Linked DNA regions of Homo sapiens: region 1 is linked to region 2. The links are chromatin contacts, found by Hi-C in ENCODE. All regions are on one chromosome and are shown on one strand. Each heading gives the region's core, a stretch centred on a gene start or an enhancer-like site at or near the end of the contact. The rest is flanking DNA. Distances are from core to core; before and after follow the strand shown. Region 1 holds the start of FAM118A (family with sequence similarity 118 member A). Region 2 holds the start of PRR5-ARHGAP8 (PRR5-ARHGAP8 readthrough).

Region 1 (3,613 bases), core at 1,021-3,520, 610 kb before region 2:
GTTGGTGTCTCTTGCACAAATGACTGCCCGCTTGGTGGCAGGGAGAAACCTCTCCTCACATTTGGTCACAGAAGACATCTCTGTTGATTGTCGTTGAGTGAGATAATAGAAAAAGCACGATGGGTGGTTTTTCCACACACAGGTTCTCTTCAGGACCCCTAGCCCAGCATGGTCCTGGCCCACCTCTGAGACTCAGCCTCTCCCCACCCTGCCCCACTGCGTCCTGTGTGGTCATTAGACTATGGTGAAGCACACACACACAGTCACCATGAAGCACTAAGGCGACCACAGACCCTACGGTAATAGGACAAAAACCTCACTTAAAGTTCAGACCCCAGGCTCAGACAGGAAAGAGCGGGAACCAGTCTTCTGGGCCTGGGCTTTCAGAAGCTTAGCCCCGTTCCAGAAAGCCACAGTCCCCCACTACCACCGCCTTGGTCCAGGTCACCCCCATCTCTCATAGGGTCTTGCTTCCTCCAAAAAAGTCTCCCCACCACAGCCACATGGATGGTTCAAAAACACACCAACTCCCGCCCCTCTCCTCCCAAAGCCCTTCAATGGCCACCCACTCCCTTTAAGTACCAAACCCTCCACTCAGCTTAAACTGGGCATGCTTTGGTCCTGACTGGCTCTCAGAATCACACCCTCTTTCTTGTCACTCCCACCTCAAACCCAGTACTCTGCAAAAGTCCCAGCTTCTCCCATACCAGGTCTCTAGCGAGACACTTCCCTCACTTCTCCCCCTGACCACCTCCCACCTTCCTTCAGCTCAGCTGGATCATTTCTCAGGACAATGGCAGGTGCAGTCGTTCAAGAAAGGGCCAAGGGCACGGTGGGCCTCCGGGAGCAAAGCTGGGTTCTCCGCAGTTAGCATTCACTCCCACGCCACCTTCATTAGGTGTGCTCCAGCCACACCTCCCGCCTTCCAACACTGTGTGCCGTGGCAGCCTCTCTGCCTTTTGACATACTGGCTGTCCCCTGAAACTCTGCCTGGAATGACCCTGGCAAACTTCTCCTCTAGCTCAACCTTCAAGAATCAGCTCACCTGCTGCTTAGCATCTCCTCCCCACGACTCCTAAGACGCCCTCCTTAACACCCACCCCTTCCCAGAATCCCATGCCCACCCAGATGGGTTCCCTGCCAGCGACGACACAGCTTCCTCCAGATAAAAACGACCTACTTGTCTTATGCCCCAGGTCCCTAGGCCCTGACAGCAGGGACCGTCTCATCTCTATTTCCAGTGTCAATTCCTGGAGCCTATCAGGCATTCAAAAACAAAATGTTAGTTCCTTGAATGAAAAAATTAAGGAGGAGACAACCTAAAAGCGTCCCCATGTGCCCTAACTCGCTCCCTCCCCGGTTCGGCCGCCCTCGGCCACCTCAGGTCTCCTGCTCTATAGACTGTCCTGTGGGGCCACCTGAGTCTCAGCAGAACATTAAAACTTAAACCCGGCCCTGCACCTGCAGGCGCGGGGACCACAGCTTAGGAGGTGGTCGTCGGGCGCGCTGTTACCGTCTTAAGTTATCACCAGACCTGGGAACACTTCCACCCACGCCCCGCAGGTCCAGGGACCTCAAGTTGGAGAAACCTAGCCCTGAGATCAGGTCGGAGAGGGAGCCTCAGGGTGGGCGGCACGGGGACCCGGGGTCTCGCGGGGCTAAGGACACTGGGAACCACGGCTCCCCACAGGAAGATGCCCCGGGCCTGGGGGCTTCTGAGGAGGTTGCTGGAAGCAAGTCCCAAGGGAACCTCGAGAGTTTCCGGAACCAACAGTTCTCAGGGCCCACTAGCGGCCGGGGTCCTCAGGGGGTCTCGGAGTCCAGAGAAAATCTTGGAGTTTCGGGGTTCGCGGGCCTGGAGGGGCAGGGCGGATCCTGAGGGGGTCTCGGGGGCAGGGGCTCCAGGGGAAGAGCTGAGAGGGAGTCCTGGGGTGGCCCCGGGGCCGGGGCGGATCCTGAGGATCTCGGGGTCCCCAGGGGCTCCGGATGCAGGGACCGCGGGCCCGCCCCGCCCCCTCACCTGCGGCGCCTCCGAGACGCTGGTCCCAGCTCGCGCTGCCACCTCTTCGCCTCCGCAGCCGGCTACGCCTCCGGGGTCTCTCGGCGGCCGCGCACCCCTGACGCTGGGCGGGGCAAGGGGATGGTTCTCGGGGAGGGGACTGCGCAGGCACGCGGGCTAGAAGCGAGAGCGAGAGCCGGAGTCGGAGCCAGAGCGGACGCCACGCCGCCTCCAGGCGCCCCTCCGCGTTAGCCGGCAGCGGCGCCGCCGCAAACCCTTCCCCCGCGCGCCCGCCCCAGCCGCGTGAACGTTCCGTCCCGAAACCAACGGCCCCGCGGTCCCCGGAGGCCCCGCCCCGGGGAAGGGCGAAGCCAGGACGCGCGCCCCGCCCCGCCCCGCCGCCAGATCCTCTGGCACCGCCCACCTCGGTGACCACGGTCCCGCCCACCGGGGAGGCCACGCCCCCGGGGTCTCCAGCGCAGGCGCGGTCGGATGTGCGGGGGAGGGCTTGCGCTGGGGAGCGCTTGGGCCTAGAGTCCGCGTCCTAGCCCTACCTGGCCCGGCGAGCCGCGCGTCCCGTTTCCTCATTTGCAGAAAGGGGGCGGGAGCACTTTGCAGGGACGTGGCGAGCATCAAGTGCGATCGGAAGCGCTCCTTTGCAACTGCATCCTGCACCACACTTAGGCACAGCTTCTGTCCCCAACCCAGACCTGAGGCTGGTCTCCGTCCCCCAGCAGACTCCTGCCCGCTTAAATTGGCCAGTCACCAGCCCTACCTTCTTTCTTTTTCAGAGTACTTGTCACTCTCCGAAATTAGGTACGCTTGTGACTGGCTCCCACTTCCCCTGAGAGCCGGTACCTTGTCCGTCTTGTCCACTGGGGGTTCCCAGAAGCCAGCACGGCGCTGGGCACACCATGGCCGCCCACATGTTTGTGCGTGCGTGAGTGTCTTCCCCGCGCTCTTCCCTCATCAAGAAATACTCTTCCCCGAGGCTGAGAATTTCTCCTAAAAATACAAGAAATACTCTTCCCCAGCTTAGGTTCGATCCGGCGAGGCCCCCTGACTCCTCGCGCATCCCTGTCGCAGGTGCCGCGTCCGTAAAGGGTGTGATCCTAGCACCTACCTTGTGGGTATTGCGAGGACTGAGATTGTGCGTGGGTGGGCTGGGCACGGGCCCCCTAGCGATCTTATTACTCCTCCTTTGTCTGCCACTGAAGTCTTTTACCTAAACAAGACCCAATCCACTTCCTCTTCCCAGCCTGCCCTGCCCAACCTGGAGTCATTTATTACTTCCTGTCTCCTTGGCACCTTTTTTTCCTGCCTGATTTTAAAGTTGGCTGTTAATATCTCCCCCTACCCTAGCCCACCAGAAAGCTCTCATTTTGTGACAGAAGGTAGTGTTGTGTTAGCGGCCTGTGAAATTTTAGGGGGGGCCAGAGCCCAGAAAACAGTGGGAGCAGTGACTCTGGGATGAAGAGGGCAGCCCCTGGGTGCTCTGTATGTGGGGTCAGGCACTCCCTGAGCACTTTGCATGCGTTCCTTCATGGTGTTCTTGGAACAACCCTATGAGGAAGGCGTCTTCATTGTTATTCCAGTTTAACAAGGGGAAGCTCA
Region 2 (3,339 bases), core at 572-3,071:
GACCACAGAGTAGGGAAGAGGCAGAGTTGGGATTTGAAATAAGTCTATTTAACTCTTTCCTCTAAATCACGGCAGAGATTCAAGGACAGAGAGATGGCTTTCATCTCAATACTGGAGGAGAACACTGCTCTTCTTTTTTTTTGAGATAGGGTCTTGCTCTGTCACCGAGGCTGGAGTGCAGTGGTGGCATCATGGCTCATGGCAGCCTCGACTTCCCTGGCTCAAGTAATCCTCCCATCTTGGCCTCCCAAAGTGCTAGGATTACAGGTGTGAGCCGCCGTGCCTGGTGGAGAACACAGCTCTTAAGACACTGTGCAGTCGTTGGGTCAGGGAGATTTCCCAACAGGAGTCCTTCCTTCACTGTTCCCACACCAGCCCTCCCCACAGGGAGGAATGCGAATACCCACTGACGGAGAGGGAAACGGAGGCAGGCATGTGACAGCCCTCTAGCAGTTTGCAACTCAGAGACAGAAGAGACCACGTTTGAAGAGGGTCTCGCTGGCAGCCCTGAGCCCACCATGACGCTCACAATGCATTCAATGAACTGAAAATAACGTGTGTCCAAGTGACAGCCGGGTTCCCGGTGGCCAAGACCACAGCCGGTGGAGCATCTGGCAAGATTTTACTGCCAGGTGTGGGCGCGAGAGGGGCAACGTCCACAGCCTCCCCCGAACAGTGTCCACAGCCTCCCCCGAACAGTGTCCACTGCCTCCCGCGAACAGCCTGCCTCACTTTCTCCTGCCTCTCATTTTCCTAGGGAGCAGAGACGCTGGGGAGTTCCACTAAATAAACCGTCTCTTTTCCAGATCCCGGACTTGCTCCTCAAACAAAGCTGGGAGAAGGGGCTTCCCAGGCCCCTGCTTGTCTGGGAATGACCCCTGGAGGAGAGTCCTCTAAAGAATGCCTCGCAGCTGCCGCACCCCCTGCTGACAGCTGGAGGACAGGGGGCCTCTCAAGGGAAAGCCGAAGGGAGCTTAAAGAGACACAGGAAGCCTGCGCGACCCACCCACTGAGCCCCGAGGCTCCCGTGCTCAGCCGCAAAATGGGAAAAATACTTCCTGCTCCGTTAGCCTCCCAGGTTGTCACGAGCACCGCAGTGGAGACGTGGAAAGACCCCGGGTAGGAGGCGGGCACGCGGCTTCCCGGCCCACCCCGCCGCCCACCCGCCGGGCGCTTCTGGGCCAGCCCCGGGCGCTGGCGGGCCTCGCTCCCTTCCCTGGGTTCTGGAACCACGCTGCACTGAACTTTCCTCCAGGCCCGCACCACTCCGGCGGGGCAAGTTCTTTGCAAACTGTGAAGCGCCGCGCCGCCTTCGGCAGCGTTCCTGGCTCGGGGCGGCCCCTAGCCCGCGGACGGCTCAGGGGTCCCCTCCCCCGGCTCCAGGGCCTCCGGGTGGCCGGGAGGGCGCGGCCTTACCTGTTCCAGGTGGCGTTGGCGCAGGCCCGGCGCTGCTGCGTGCCCCGCTCGTCCGCGGCGGCGGCCGGCTCTCTCTTGCCCAGGTCACTGAGGCTGGGCGAACTCATGAACTTCAACCTGCGGAGAGTCCTCATGGTGACCCGGGCCGCCTGCGCCGCGCCCACGCGCGCCCCACGCCGCGCCCTGCGCCACGCCGCACCAAGGGCCCCGGGCCGGCGATGCGCCCTCTACGCGGAAACTCCGGCGAGAGCAGGAAGCCGAGCGGTCCTGCGGGGTCCCGCCCCGGCCCCGCGCCTCCGTCTCGGGTCCCGCGCCGGCCGCCCCGCCGGGTTAATCATTGCACGGAGAGGCTCAGCGTGGAGCGCCAGGCGCGCGGCCAGCACAGACCCGGCGCAAACGGAGGCCGGGGGCGGACCCGGGGGCGGGCCCAGGGGCGGGTCTCGGCGCCCCGGGGGGCGGGGCGGGGAAGGGGGCGGGGGCATCGCGGGCGGGGCGGGGCCTCAGGCGAGGGGGCGTGTGCAAGAGGCGGAGCCGGCGTCTCCGCGGCCGCAGCTGCCACGACGCCTCGCTGGGTCTGCCCTCTGAGGACGTGCTCACCCTCCTCCCCTCTTCCGAGGGCCCCACGTGCCCACAGGAAACCAACACGCACAGGACGCAGGGCCCAAGCCCAAGCGCCCGCCCCCCGCCCAGCACTGCGGTCGCGCCCACACGATGTCCTTCGACCCCGGCCCCGGAGGTCTCCCTCCACAGCCCTCCTCGCAAAGGCTGTGCCACAGAGGTGCCTCCGTACCCCTCACCTGAACACAGGCTCCCCCACCCAGTTCTCATGAGGACTTTGGGTAGAGGCCTTCAGTCCCCTCCAGGCACCTTGGCCCAAGAACCCACTCCACCCGGGCTCAGCCTAGACCCCCTTGGACAGGGACTTCAGCATTGCCTGGCTGCCTGGAGGATTTGCTGGAGTGAGGGCTTGAAGAAGTAGAGGGTTTGCTCCTTATCTCCCACCCCCAGGTCTCTTGGATGGTAAAACCAAGCAGTTTCCCAAGTCCCTGTGGTGGGGGCAGAGTGATCCCAGTGAAGGCAGGGCACAGCCGGTGCTTCCTGCCTGCTTCGCAGAGCACTTTTAGATGTCTGATTTCACATGAACTAACATGAACTACTTCCGTGAGGTAGAGATTATTCTTCTCCCCATTTTCCAGTTGAGGACATTGAGGCTCACAGAGTGAAATAACTTGCCCAACATTGTGCCAACATTGTGCAATCAACAAATGGTAGAGTTGGGCTTCACCACAGGGAGCGTCCAGCCCCTTGAACAGGGCCCTTCCCAGTCCCCAGCTTCTGGGATTCCCACAAGGCTCACCTGACCCCTCCATCAGATGGGGGGTGACAGCCACAGCTCCAGGAGCTGGGAGGGCCCCATATAAAATGTAAGAGAGAGGTGATGGCTCATGCCTGTAATCCCAGCACTTTGGGAGGCCGAGGTGGGAGGATCACCTGAGGTCAGGAGTTCAAGACCAGCCCGGCCAACATGGAGAAACCCCATCTCTATTAAAAATACAAAATTAGCTGGGCGTGGTGGTGCATGCCCGTAATCCCAGCTACTCAGGAGGCTGAGACAGGAGAATCGCTTGAACCTGGGAGGCAGAGGTTGCAGAGAGCTGAGATCTCGCCACTGCACTCCAGCCTGGGCAACAACAGCAAAACTCCGTCTCAAAAATCATCATCATCATAATAAAATAAAATAAAAAGTAAGAGAGCCTCATGAAGAGTCTTTGTTTAGTGCAAATCAACCAGTGTCTCCTGAGTACCTCCTGTGTTCCAGACATAAATACCATCGTCTTTGGGAGACAGAGACATAAACAGACAAACTTGCTCATCAGTAAAGCGGGATGGAACGGTTCATCTCACAGGCAGCTTGGGGCCCAC

The links. A loop is a pair of places that touch in the nucleus more often than their neighbours do. Pooled maps may share reads with other maps.
Region 1: a loop to region 2 is called in a map of CD4-positive, alpha-beta T cell, with 6 times the contacts of the local background. The contact joins the promoter of FAM118A here to the promoter of PRR5-ARHGAP8 in region 2. A Hi-C loop is called at or near these places in 2 of 168 maps with a recorded cell type or tissue (CD4-positive, alpha-beta T cell and naive thymus-derived CD4-positive, alpha-beta T cell), 1 of 37 single-sample maps with no recorded cell type and 9 of 50 pooled maps.

What each region holds. Positions count from the first base shown.
Region 1 is chr22:45,308,591-45,312,203 of GRCh38, reverse strand. It overlaps FAM118A (family with sequence similarity 118 member A), which reads right to left and starts at 2,270. Exons shown (of 9, transcript NM_017911.4): 1 at 2,021-2,270. RefSeq lists an enhancer at 400-1,208 and a silencer at 1,925-2,604.
Region 2 is chr22:44,700,686-44,704,024 of GRCh38, reverse strand. PRR5-ARHGAP8 (PRR5-ARHGAP8 readthrough) reads right to left here and starts at 1,821. Exons shown (of 15, transcript NM_181334.6): 1 at 1,417-1,821. The coding sequence starts at 1,550. PRR5 (proline rich 5) reads right to left here and starts at 1,821. Exons shown (of 8, transcript NM_181333.4): 1 at 1,417-1,821. The coding sequence starts at 1,550. RefSeq lists a silencer at 1,538-1,947.